Regions from separate parts of the Homo sapiens genome. Here regions 2 and 3 are each linked to region 1. The links are chromatin contacts, found by Hi-C or POLR2A ChIA-PET in ENCODE. All regions are on one chromosome and are shown on one strand. The core of a region is the stretch at or near the end of the contact, and the rest is flanking DNA. Distances in the headings are between cores, read along the strand shown.

Region 1 (4,133 bases), core at 1,634-4,133:
CCCAGTGGGGTGGAAAACTCAGTGTAGCCTAGTCCTCCACTCCTGTATTATTCACTGTCGCAGCTGACATGCTGAGCCAGACTGGGGCCGCATCTCCTTGCCCAAAACTCGACAGAGCCTTTCCTGCAAGTATGCTCTAAACACTCCAGCCCTCCAGTGTCCTGCAGAGAGGCACTCTTGCCAAGTGTCATTGATGACGCAGCTGAAAACCAGAAACATTTCACTTTCCAGCCACGAGACTGCAGCAATCTGCTCTTTGGACTGCACTTAGGGAAACCGAGGCCCAGATAACTGACCCCTCAAAAGCCCCCAGGACGGCAAAATCAAAGGGGCTGAGGTGCTCTGAACAGCCCCAGCAAATTAAACCACCTAACTTTGCGCTACTCCCACTGCCCTGAAGCAGCCTGTGGTGGGAGGTGGGGGTGGATACAGTGTTACAAAGAGAAACCTGAGTTGTAGCCATAGATTGCTAATCAGTAACAAAATATCCCTCTAAACCCAGTCCTGCCTTGAACCCACAGGCTCAGGATGGTAAATAAAGGAAAAACATGCTGCACTGCCCCTGCCCCACCTCCATGGGTATGTCTCCCACCCCAGCCCCCACCCCAACACGTCTGCAGAGGCCACTTGGCCACCAAACTAAGGAGAAAACGTCCCTCCCCAGCTCAGGCTGAGGGGTTCTGGGGAGGGCAGTTATTGCAGGCTTAGACACACTTTCTCTGAATTAGGAAAGGCTTTAAAGGGAACCAGAAAGAGCTGTTCATTCTCCACCTTCAGGCAAAAAGTTCAGGCAGTTGCAACTACCAGCAGAACTGGAAGCCAAGCTACCAAAAAACGTGGAAGAACAGGGAGGCCCCGGATCCACCAGCGAGGAGGAGAAAGCTGGCAGGGAGCAGAAGGGCTGAGCAGGGGGCTGGGAGAGGGAGCAGGCTGCAAGCTCCCACAGCCCCAAGCTGGGGCCACCCTCTGCACTGGGCGCAGCAGTAACATGGGCGTAGAAGACAGAAGCTGACAGAGGCCAAAGTTCCTCCCACCCACACCCTGGTCACGGATGACCACGGCACTTCCTGTAAGGCGATCAACAGTTTATAAATCCCTTCAGAAGGTTTATCTCCACCTCAAACCCACGAGGCAGAGGTCATCATCTCCATTTCACAGACAAAGAAACTGAGGCACACAGAGGAGAAAAGCTAGAATCCGTTCCAAATACATCTCCCTCGGGAAAGTCTTAGAGTCTCGGCTGAGAAAGGTCCCAGGACTAGAAGGGCGGAATTTATGGCAAACAAGAAAGGCTCTGAGCCCCAGGCCTCTCCCCAACTGCCTCTGGGTCTCAAGCGGCTGCCTGTGCACCTTCCCAATCCCCACACCCCACTGCAGAACTCCAGCCACCGCACACACGTGGACGCTGCTTGGTTTGGAGGACACCTGTTGCTGCAAGAGGGGAAATTCACTTGCGCTCAAGGGGCCTTGTATCCTTTGCTGTTTAGAACTTCCCGCTACTAGGCAAGGATTTCCAAGGCTGGGATGAGGCGCCCACCGCCAGCCCAGCAGTGACAGACCCTAATTTTGGCAACTACACCCGCTAGAAACTTTTCTGGGACCGGACCGGCAGCAGGTTCTGAGCTGGACAAAAAGACGCTCCACCACTGAACCGGCCCACCACCGCCCAAAGCCCCACTTTGGGTGAGTGCGGGATCCCCTGGCCCAGGATCCATGACAGCTGGAGGAGTCTGGAGTGGCGGCCGCATGAGTGGGACAGCCAGGGACCACCTCCTCTCGCCGCAGCCTGGGAAAAGGGCTGCAGCCAGGGAGACCCGCGCTGCCCGGCCCGTGTAGTCCTTACCGTGCAGGCCGTTGGGGATGCTGCGGTGGTGCGGCGGCGCCGACAAGTCGTCCAGGGACCGACGTGTGGCTCCTGCCTTGCCGTCGGGGGCCTTGTGCGGCCCGGGGGGCAGCAGCGGGGGTGGGACGTGGTGGTGGTGGTCGGGGCTGCCGCCGCTGCCCGCGCTGGACGTACTGCTGCCGTCGCCCACGTCGCGGGCCCCCGCGCCGGGCGCGCCACCCGACAGCGGCCCGCTCAGGCTGGCCTGGCTGTCGATGGAGCTGCGGGAGCCGGCGCCGCCCCCGCCGCCGCCGCCACCGCTTGCGGCCCCCGTCGCCGCCAGTGCCGCGCGCTCCTCGTCCAGCAGCAGCACCAGCTCCTTGAGCTCCAGGTTCTCGCGCAGCAGGGCCTCCTGGCGCGCCTCGAGCTCGCGCAGCTTCTGCTGCGAGCGGGCCACCTCGTGCCACACGGCGCCGGCCGCGTGGCGCCCGAAGCGCTGCCACTCGCGCGCCAGCTTGCGCCCCTTCTGCCGGTCGTCGTCGAGGAAGCAGCAGAGCTCGCGCAGCTCCTGGTTGTCGTCCTGCAGCCGCTGGTTCACGTCCTTGAGGCCGCGGATCTCCAGCAGGTGCTGCTGCAGCCGCCGGTTCACGTCGCGCATCAGGCCGCCGTGCTCCAGCATGAGGCCCACCTTCTCGCCCTCGGCGCGCCGCAGCCGCCGCGCCAGCTCCTCCTTGCTCCAGCGCAGCAGCTCCTCGTCCGGCACCTGGCTCAGCTCCTCCGACGCCGCCGCCGCCGTCGCCGCGGGCTTAGCCATGGCGGGGCCGTCACCGCGGCATCGCCCTCGCCCTCGCCCGGCCGGCGCTTCCCCGCGCCGGGGCTCCGCTGGGCCGGTCCGCGCGCGGGCGGGGGGCGGCCGGGGGCGCGTGCGGCCCGCCCCGCGCCGCCTGGCGCGTCCTCTCGCCGCGCCCGCCGGGGCCGCCCGGGAGCCCGCGCGCCTCGGGGTTGACGAGCGGAGGCGGCTGCTGCGTCGGCGGCCGCGGTGCCGGGCGCTCTCAGGGTTCTGGAGAAGCAGGCGGAGGCCCGCCCCCGGCCCAGCTCCCGGAGCCCCCGCCGCCCCGCCCACCCCGGGCGGAGAGTGGGCGGGTCTCCGAGGCCCGGCCCCGCCCCCGAGGGCGACTGGGGAGCAGAGGCGCGGCCCCCGCCGTCCCCCTGCGCGGTGCGCCCGCCCGTCCAGTGCCCTCTCAGAGGCGCGTTCCGGCCGCGGTCCCGCCCTCCCGGCCGGGCGATTGGGCCGCTCCGGGGGTGTGCGGGAGGGGCGGGGCGCGCGCGGGGGAAGCTGCGGCGGTGGTACGGTCCATCCGCGGGGTTTCCGACCCCCGCCCGCGGCCGGCTCCCGGCGGTTCAAGTTTCTGCGCCCGGAGGACGCGGCCTTAGCCAATCCCAGGGCTACAGGGCGCTTTTAAAATGCAGGTACGGCTGCGGGGAGGGGGACGGTGGGAAAGGTAGGGCCGGGCTTCCCTTAAAGGCGACGCGCGAAAATAGCAGTCGAGCCCCCTCCCCGGCCCGCGTCCCCGGTCCTCTTCCCTCTCCCCAGATAAACAAATACCCACGATCCGGGCGACGGCGCCCCTTCTCCCTCCCGGGGGCACCAGAGTTCAGGGCAGTCGGAGACACAGCGAACAATAGGACTGTGACATGGGGGTCGCTCTTCCCCGCAGCAGGGCGGCTCTTTGTCCCCTTCCCTGCCCCCAGGCTCCTCCGCCCCCGTCCCCACCCGGGTCCCCTGCCGGAGCACGCGGCGGGGCTGCGTCTCCACTCCTAGCCCAGGGCTGAGCTAAACGCTGGCGTCCGCGCCCCTGCAGGGCCAGGGCCTTGCCAGCCGCGTCCCGCAGCGCGGTCAGTACTCTCTGCCCCGATGGGGCGAGAGCTCCGGGAACCTGCCCCCTGCCCGGAGCGGCGCTCGGAGCCCCGCTCCACCTCCGCTCACTCGACCGCTAAATCCCTGGGATTCGGGAGATAATCTGCAATTCGCGGGGTGGAAACCACTGGGAAGGGTGGGAAGGTCTCCCACTGGGGCCTGAACGCCGGGGTCCGGGGGCGCCGAGCCGGCCACAGAACTCCCCACCGGCGGCCTCGCGGGACCCCCGGGCTTCCCACTGCCTGTAAGTCTGTCTCGTTATCCTCCGGTCCCCAAAGCGCATTTACGGCGCGTCTACCGCCAGCAGGCGGGGCGGGGCGGGGCGGGGGGGGGTCCCTCCCCCGGAACCTGCAACGAGATCAAATCCGCGCACGCGACAGTGAGCGGCCCACG
Region 2 (4,258 bases), core at 1,600-4,099, 590 kb after region 1:
TCTGTTTTGCTAATGTGAAAGTTGATCATACAACCAGGTTACTGTTGTCAGACCCAACTAAAACAGAGTTGAGAGGCCAGGAGGAAAAAGCACTGGGGTCACATAACATTGCTCCAAGAATGTCATTCTCTGCAAACCTGGCTGCTGAAACTGCCTGCTGTAACATGACACCAGTTTACCCACCTGTTACTGAAACAACCTGGTGCAACTCTAAGACTAGTTTTACCTGCGGCATCATCATTGCTCACCAGAGCTTGTCAGCTCCCCAAAACTTTACTAATAGCCATGAACTTCCTTTTAAAACAATGCATAATATTTCTTTTTTATAAAACCTCCAACCTTCTCTTTGTTCTTCAGACATACTGAAAACTACCTGGTCTGTTTATATGCCCCAAATTGCCATTCTTGCTTTTCAAATAAAACTTTTTCAATTTAGAGATTTGTCTCTATATTTTATTTCACTTCACACTTAGAAATTTCTTCTGGCCAGGCAAGGTGGCTCAAGCCTATAATCCCAGCGCTTTGGGAGGCCAAGGTGGGAAGATCACTTGAGCCCAGGGGTTCCATACCAGCCTGGGCAACATGGCAAGACCCCGTCTCTACTAAAAATATAAAAAATTAGCCAGCCATGGTGGCATGTACCTGTAGTCCCAGCTACTGGGAGGCTGAGGTGAGAGGATCACTTGAGCCCAGGAGGCAGAGGTTGCAGTGAGCCAAGATTGTGCCACTGCACTCCAGCCTGGGCAACAGAGCTAGACTCTCTCTCAAAAAAAGAAAAAGAAAAGAAAAGAAAGAGAAAGAAATAAATTTCTTCTGCCAGATACCTTAATTAATCAAGGTCGGCCTTCCATCAAGCCCTCAGGCATGTATGTAGTTCTACTCACATGCTAACCCATTAATTTATTAACCCACAAATGGATTAGTCTATTCTTTTTTTTTTTTTCTTTGAGATGGAGTCTCGCTCTGTCGCCCAGGCTGAAGTGCAGCGGCACGATCTTGGCTCACTGCAACCTCCGCCTCCCAGGTTCAAGCGATTCTTCCGCCTCAGCCTCCAGAGTAGCGGGGACTACAGGCGTGCACCACCACGCCCGGCTAATTTCTTGTATTTTTAGTAGAGACGGGGTTTCACCCTGTTAGCCAGGATGGTCTCGATCTCCTGACCTTGCGATCCACCCGCCTCAGCCTCCCAAAGTGCTGGGATTACAGGCGTGAGCCCCGCGCTCGGGCTGTCTTTTTTGTTTTTTGCTTTTTTTTTTTGAGACGGAGTCTCGTTCTGTTGCCCAGGCTGGAGTGCGGTGGCGCGACCTCGGCTTACCAAAACCTCTGCCTCCTGGATTTATATTTTATTCCTTTTTTTTTCTTGACTAGCTAAAGGAATAAAATATAAAATACTACACTCAATAAAATGATAACAGGCCGGGCGCGGTGGCTCATGCCTCTAATCCCAGCACTTTGGGAGGCTGAAGTGGACGGGTCACCTGAGGTCAGGAGTTTGAGACCAGCCTGGCCAACATGGTGAAACCCCGTGTGTACTAAAAATACAAAAAAATTAGCTGGACGTGGTGGCAGGTGCCTGTAATGCCAGCTACTCGGAAGGCTGAGGCAGGAGAATCGCTTGAACCCGGAAGGCGGAGCTTGCAGTGAGCCAAGACTGCGCCACTGCACTAGAGCCTGGGCAACATAGTGAGACTCTGTCTCAAAGGAAAAAAAAGAATTATAACTGGGGACAGACTTTTCTTCCCTTTTAGAGCTGACCTTCTCTGGGAGAGGCTATCACCAAGATAAATCGGTAAGGCTTAATTCCATGTCCAGTGTTTTTGGCAAAACCCTTGTTCCCGAGGGGGTGAGTGGCCTTCCCAGCAGGCTCTGCTGAATTCTGGAAGAGCCTGTTTCCAGAAACTTTGTTTTGTACATGTCTTGGCAAATGATCACCACCCCCCTCCCCCCACCACCCACCCACTTCCGAAGTGGTCTAGGGCTTAAGTCCAGATGCGGATGGGCTCAGGGCGGGGTGGGAGAAGTCAGGGGAAAAAAAAAAAGAAAAGAAAAAAAAGATAAAGAAATAAATTTCTTCTGCCAGATACCTTAATTAATCAAGGTCGGCCTTCCATCAAGGTCGGCTTCTCGGCTCCCCAGCCCCCGCGCCTCACGGGGACCTCAGGCCTCGGCAGGGTCCTCTCCCTTTGCATCTCCTACTAGTCAGCTGTCGGTGGTGATGGCCCGTGCCAAGTTCACGGTCTCAGCCTGACGAAAGGCGGCCTTTACCAGCCTCAGGACCCCCAACGAACCTGGGGCCATGGCTGGGGAGGGGGCTCTGCCCAGGCTCTGCGTTCTGGGACAGGGGTCCCCAGATGGCCATGCGTCAAGGCCCAGGGACCTGTTTGTGGGCCCGAGAGCACGGGGGTCAGGGGTGGGGCTCGAGTCTCGTCCCAGGGCTCCGGGACAAGCTTCCTGGAGGAGGCAGCGTGAGCTCTGGGAGGTAGAGGTCAAGACCTCAAAAAATGGGGGGACATGGGCGGAGGGGGCATTTTGTAACTCCTACGTCCCTGCAGAAGCCCAGACCCTCAGAGACTAGGAACTGAGGCCTGGCAGAGTGGGGTGGGCCAGCAATCACGCGCCAGGCCACACGAGGAGAGCCCACTGCCCCGGGGATGTCAGACGCGGGGCGGCCTCGGCGACCGCACACGCCATAGAAAGGTCACCGAACTTGGCCGCCCGGCCGTCCCGGAAATCGCTACTGCCCGGCAGCCCTGGGGCCTCCACAACCGCGTCCCGGCGGCTCAAGTTGCCCTTTGTCGCCCCCTGCCGACCAGTCTCCCTGCGGCTCCCGCGCGGGACAATCAGGCGGGCCGGGCTCGGAAATAGTGGGCATGGGTCCCTGAGGCGCGGGGATTGGCCGCTCTGTGTCATGTGTCCTCGGCTCGGGCCAACCAGCGAGGGAGGCAAAGTCCCATCCCGCGCGTCCCGTAGCCCTTCAGCGAGCTGTGGGCGGGGCGTCAGGCCTGACACCTCGGCCAGAGGGCGGGGCCGGAGACCTGAGCGGCGCCGCTTCCGCTCTTTCGCCCAGGTGCCTTGGAGCCGCTGCTCTCGCCTCCCTTCTCCACCTAGCGGCGGTGTTTCACACCCCGGAGTGGCTTTTTGGGGATAAAGGCACAAATCTTTGCCAGACCTCCCGCCAGGCCCCCTGGCCTGCCACGTGCTCCTTGCCGGCCTAGACTCACCCAGGCTGTGCCCTCTGCTCAGAACGACCTTTCCCCCCTTCCTCTCCCCCTCGCTTGCTCCGACTGTTCTTTGCAATCCCGGCTGGGGTTGGGTTAAGGGCCTTCTGGGGCTTCTTCATACCCTGTGCATCTTCCTCCTACTGGCACCGACCACCCCACACTGGGCTGCCATCTGCTTGTCTACACCCACTGACTTTTCATCTCTGTATCTCCCCAGTAAGCAGGAGTGGCTCACAGAAGGCACGTTAATACCTGTGTGTTAATATAAACCAAGGAGCGGGACGATAGCTAGGAAGTAACATCCCTGGGCATCATCTGAGTACCAGGCCCCCTGCCAGGTACTTTAGAGGCTACTTGATGTTCAGGCCCATGGCAGCCCTGGGAGGGAGGCACAAAGGCTCTTTTGTTCCTGGGGAGTCAGTGGAGGCCCCTAGAGGCTGAATGACTGTCTGGGTCCCCCAGCTGGACTGTTTGGGGACAGGCCTGGGGAGCTGAGGGCACCCTCATACCAGGCAGCCTTGCGCCTGAAGCTCTGCTGGTGAAAACTGATGGGCAGGGCCCTGGAAGGGAGAGTCAGCGCCTGCGGGGGCGGGGGTGGGGGTGGGGGTGGGAAGGCAAGCGGAGGGGAAAGGTGAGCATAGACAGGCATTTGTGATGGCCACAGGCCTTCACTGCTACCCTGACATCAGGGCCAATGGCAACCTGCAAGGCCCTTCAAAGCCCTGCTTCCACCTCTGCCCATCTCTGGCTGCAACCTCCTGGTTCTCCCACCCTGTGCTCTATTCTCCAGCTACACTGACCCATGTCAGCTCCCAGGCCATGCATCTGGGCCTTTCACATGCTGCTCTCTCCAGGGTCCATCCAGCCCCACCTCCACCACATTGCCAAGACCAGGCCTTACTTTCCAGACTCCATGTACTTCTCAGCACTGGCCCCACCATTTGTGCTGAGGATCATCAGCTACTGAGACCTGAATTCAACCCCAGGCCCTGGGTTTGAATTCTGACACATTTGTGGCTGACCTTGGAGAACAGCTC
Region 3 (4,234 bases), core at 1-2,500, 700 kb after region 1:
TCCGACGCCACAGATTTAATACTTAAGGCCACCGCTACCCACTCTTCCGCCAGGGCTCTCAGCGCTGGCCGGGAGCTGAGGGTTTATTCGAGCCAAATCCAAGTAGATGAAGAGGCGGTGAACAAGGGCAGGTGCTGGGAGAAAAGTGGGACCAAACAGGGATAAGCGGCCGGCCCTCTCAGCAACTCCCGCCGCCAACCACCCTCCCCCGCCCCCGACATCTAAATCCTGGTGAATAAATTAACCCTCAAGGTAAAAGCAGAGAAGCCAGAGGCCCAACAGGGAAGTGCCGTGCCCGACGCCCACGGTCGGGGCATGGGAGAGCCTGGACTGCACGCCCGCCCGGGCCCTCCCGGGGACAACTGCATGGGAGGAACCCCAGAGCCGCGACCGCGCCTCGGAGAAGGTGCCCCACACCGGCTCGCCCGACCCACCCACCACCCCCCTTCCGCCCCCAACAGCTCACAAAACCGCGTAGGAAGGGGCGGCGTTCCAAGGCGTGACTCGGCGCCAGAGTGGTTCAGTGCCCTCCAAGGCCAGCCGAGTAGGGGGTCGGCTCCGTAGCCCCAACCCCGCTGGATGGCTGCGCGGGACGGGGTGGAGTCAGTCCCGAAATATACGGCCGGGGGAGGGGACCCTGCTCCCAGTGCGCAACGGATGGGGATGGGGGAGGGGAAGGAGATGAGCCCGGGACCTCGGCGCGGGGGGCAGTGGGGCATCCTCCCGGCAGTCCTGGCCTCCGCTCAGCCACGGTGCTGCCCCGGCGCCCCAGACCTCCCGTCCGAGCGTGCCCAGAGAGAATAAAGACACCTGCCCTCGCGGACAGCCCGGGCCTGAAGTCAATTTACGCCCACGAGACCCGCCCGAGGCAAGAGAACTGTGGTCCCCATTCACAGACGCGGCGACCCCCGCCAGCGGGAAGCCGCGAGGCCAGGGCGTGCTGGTGGGCCGACCTCCCTCCCCGGACGCCTCGCCCCGGCCCGGCCCGGCCCGCCGCCTCCTTACCCCCCGCGCATCCAGCCAAGAAGTCCAGCGCCATGGCCGGGTCCCCGGCGAGGCCGCCTTTCCTCCTCGTCCTCCCCCTGAGGCCCCTCGCCGGGCTGGGCGCCGTCGGGGTCCCCGAGCGCGCGGTGCCGGGGCTGGGCCTGGCCGCTCCTCCTGGCGCGGAGCCCGGGCAGGCGCGGTCAGGGATGGTGGGGATGGCGGCAGCAGCTAGACCCGCGCTGGTCCCTCGGCGGCAGCTGACTCGCTGGATCCCCTCCGGCCCGCGGTCCCTCACCTCGGGCCGCGCGCCCCGCCCCTCGTGCCTGCCGGCAGGGCCCGGGTGGGGGCGCCGAGTGAGGCCAATGGGCGGGCACGGCGCGGACAACACCCCGGGCACTGCGCTTCGCCGCCGCGCCTCATTGGCCGGGCGTGCGCGGGAGGCGGGGCGCGGGGGACGTGGTGGGCGCGCGGGCGGGGCGCGGGGACGCCTCAGACAAAGAGCGCGCTGGGTGCGCAGGTCCGGCGGGAGGGGACGCGCGGGGTGGCGGGGTTGAGCCGAGGACTCCCCCACCCGGAGTACGCGGGGTGGCTCTGGTCTGGACCGGGTCGGGAACCGGACCCTGGGTTCGGAGTCCGGCGCCGCCGCAGAACCTCAGCGCCCTAGTCTGTGCCGTGCGGACCCTGCCGCGAAAACGGCCGTGGAGCGCCGGGACGTTCCGAGGCCCGCAGACTGGGACGCCGCTAGTTGCGAAACTCCGCGAGCGGGAATCGCCCGTGGGGAGCCTCTGCCCGTCCCGCCTGCGCGCCCGCGGCGGCGGTGGCCTCCGGGGCTTCCGGACTCCTGGCCGAACCCGCCGGGTTCTGGGGGTCGGACGCGCACGGGCGCTTCCTGCGGAGCCTGAGGCTGGGATTTGGGCGGAGAGCAGGGAACCTTAAAAGGGAAAGGGGCCATGGGCAAAGGGCGCAGCAGGCCTTCGGGCCACAGCTCCTTCCCGAGGACTGCGGGTCGCGGGAGCCGCGGAAGGTTGTGGAGAGAGGGAGGTTCCTGGACTGGGCTGCAGAGTGGAGTCGGGCCAGATCGCAGCGCCTCCGTCAGCGGCGGCCGGACGGGGCGAGACCGGAGGGGCTCGGTAGGGGCCGCGCTCAGGCGCTGAAGTCGGAGGGTGCTTGGCTCTGGGTCACCAGGGTATCCATGGGCTGCGGGGATGAATGAGAGCCGAGTCTGACTCGGCCCCCCAGGAGTCCCTGACATTCGCAGTGGCAAGGGACTGCCCTGGTCCCTGTGGAGCGTCCCATTCGGTGACTTCCCACCAGCCCTTCCCCAGCGCCTCTGGAGGTCCAGACTGTCAGGTTGGAGCCTGGGAGCAGGGACGGGCCAGGCGCTTTCTCTTCGCTGTAGGAGTCAGATCAGCCTTAGGCCGGGCCCAGCTTCCTTCTTTAGGGCCTGCAGGCAGGCAAGGCCACACCGTGTGCCACGTTTCCAGGTTTAGGGTCACATGGTTCTTTTATCCAAATTCCAGTGGGTACCTACCTCCTGGAGGTGCAGGTCGAAAGGTTCTGTGTATTTGGTACTAGGACACACAGGTAGGTGTTGTCAGTAGTGCAGCCTGGTGCTAGGGGCAGGGGTCCCCAGTGCTCATGTTAGTTTCCTTTTAGAGTCTAAGTAGAATGTTAAGCAGAGACCCAAACCCTAGGTCTGCTGACTCCTAGTCCAGGGCTCGTGATGGCTGGTGGGCCCTGAACGAGGGGTCTGGAGGCCTGGGTTTGAATATCGACAGCCTCTCTGACCCACTTGGTTGCCTCAGGGAGGCAGGTGTGCGGATGGGGGAGAGTGGCCCATGGGCCAGAAAAGCAGTGGTATGGGGGCCCCAAGAGAAGCCCAGACCCAAAAGGGCAGGAGCTGGCTGTGGGGCTACTCAGGTGGCTGGAGGCCTCCTGCAGACACAGTGATTACACTGGACTACCTACATGTAGTCACTTACCTTAGGAACAGGATGTCCTTGGGATGCTGGAGGGCTCATGAGGTAAAGCACAAATCCCTGCACATCCATTCCTGGTTGAGGAGGTTTGGGAGGGAAATCCAGTACCTTGACAGCATGTGGCAGTAGTGAGAAAATGATGGAAACGGATAAGGAGACAAGCATGACCTGTTTTGCTTTGTTATTGAGAGAATGCACATGCCTTGAAAATTATGCTTGGGGCAGGTTGCACTGAGCTGTCAGTCCCTGGGGTCCTTGGGAAGGGGCCTAGTAGCCTGGTAAACAGTAGGTATTCCATAGTTGAGCTTCAGAAACCTCCTTGAGGCTGGGTTCAGTGGCTCATGCCTGTAATCCAGGCACTTTGGGAGGCTGAGGCAGGAGGATCGCTTGAAGCCAGGAGTTTGAGGCCAGCCTGGGCAACATAGTGAGGCCCCATCTCTAAAAAAAAAAAAAATCGGCAGGATGTGGTGGCGCATGCCTGCAGGCCTGTAGTCCTAGCTACTCAGGAGGCCGAGGCAGGAGGGTCGCTTGAGCCCAGGAGGTCAAGGCTGCAGTGAGCTATGATCGAACCATTGTGCACCAGCCTGGATGACAGAGCAAGACCCTATTTCAAAAAGAAAAACCTCCTTGCAGGGAGGGTCCTTTGTTGAGAGAGCTGAGGCAGGCCGTGTGAGGGCAGCAGTGGGATCGTGCCAGGCCTGGGAGATGAGGAGTGCGGGCCCTTAGCTGTGCACTTTGCAAGGAGAGGGCAGGGTTCTGGGTGTGTGTGTGTGGTCGGGGGAGGGCTGTTGGATTTGGGGACTAAGGTCAACATGTGGGGGACAGTGGAGGACTGGGCTCTGGGACAGATTTGCCTGACCTGACCCGCCAAGGGAGCCTCAGCTCCCTTGTGGGTGACAGGGGGCTGCCTTCAGCTGGAAGTACCCTGAGGGCAGGTCCCAGGTCTGTCCCCTTCATCTTGGTGTGCCCAGGGCCTGCACAGTTGACACTGGGTGGGGGACATTGGGGAGGGGGTGAGGACAGGCACTGGAAAGGGATGCGTCCACACGGGTGTGCTGCTGGGTTACTAAACTTTGCAAAACCACATCTTCCTGAGCACCCTGTTTCCCTGCTGCCTGGGAATCATGCACTCAGTCGGCGCACTGCCCTGTGCCCTGTGTTGGGGACAAGACAGACACAAATCCCTGACCTCCATGTCAGGGCTGAGGAGAGACCAGAAAGGAGGAGTGAAAAAGTTGGTGCCAAGTAAATGAATCCGTATGCCTACATCT

The links. A loop is a pair of places that touch in the nucleus more often than their neighbours do. ChIA-PET counts read pairs that join two places held with the same protein, here RNA polymerase II (POLR2A). Pooled maps may share reads with other maps.
Region 2: a pooled map shows a loop between it and region 1 (24-fold over the local background). The contact joins the enhancer-like site here to the promoter of CCDC85C in region 1. A Hi-C loop is called at or near these places in 1 of 37 single-sample maps with no recorded cell type and 9 of 50 pooled maps. POLR2A ChIA-PET finds 5 or more read pairs at or near these places in 1 of 52 experiments (MCF 10A).
Region 3: a loop to region 1 is called in a map of CD8-positive, alpha-beta T cell, with 7 times the contacts of the local background. The contact joins the promoter of SLC25A29 here to the promoter of CCDC85C in region 1. A Hi-C loop is called at or near these places in 3 of 168 maps with a recorded cell type or tissue (B cell and CD8-positive, alpha-beta T cell), 1 of 37 single-sample maps with no recorded cell type and 9 of 50 pooled maps. POLR2A ChIA-PET finds 5 or more read pairs at or near these places in 1 of 52 experiments (WTC11).

Annotation. Positions count from the first base shown.
Region 1 is chr14:99,601,324-99,605,456 of GRCh38, forward strand. CCDC85C (coiled-coil domain containing 85C) reads right to left here and starts at 2,884. Exons shown (of 6, transcript NM_001144995.2): 1 at 1,844-2,884. The coding sequence starts at 2,636. It also overlaps a transcript of HHIPL1 not described here. RefSeq lists enhancers at 1,079-1,732, 2,439-2,558 and silencers at 2,819-3,348, 3,489-3,628, 3,689-3,758, 3,939-4,088.
Region 2 is chr14:100,190,147-100,194,404 of GRCh38, forward strand. No RefSeq gene overlaps it. Among named protein-coding and RNA genes, the nearest start is that of DEGS2, 33 kb to the left of the region's middle. RefSeq lists silencers at 2,716-3,035, 3,626-3,715. Within about 2 kb of position 2,850, at least 31 of the 41 ENCODE cell types and tissues checked have a DNase peak (open chromatin) inside an H3K27ac peak, as active enhancers do.
Region 3 is chr14:100,305,194-100,309,427 of GRCh38, forward strand. It overlaps SLC25A29 (solute carrier family 25 member 29), which reads right to left and starts at 1,251. Exons shown (of 4, transcript NM_001039355.3): 1 at 1,006-1,251. The coding sequence starts at 1,039. MIR345 (microRNA 345) reads left to right here and starts at 2,666; the gene lies at 2,666-2,763. RefSeq lists enhancers at 187-753, 1,962-2,031, 2,062-2,231 and silencers at 1,082-1,181, 1,242-1,711, 1,802-1,871.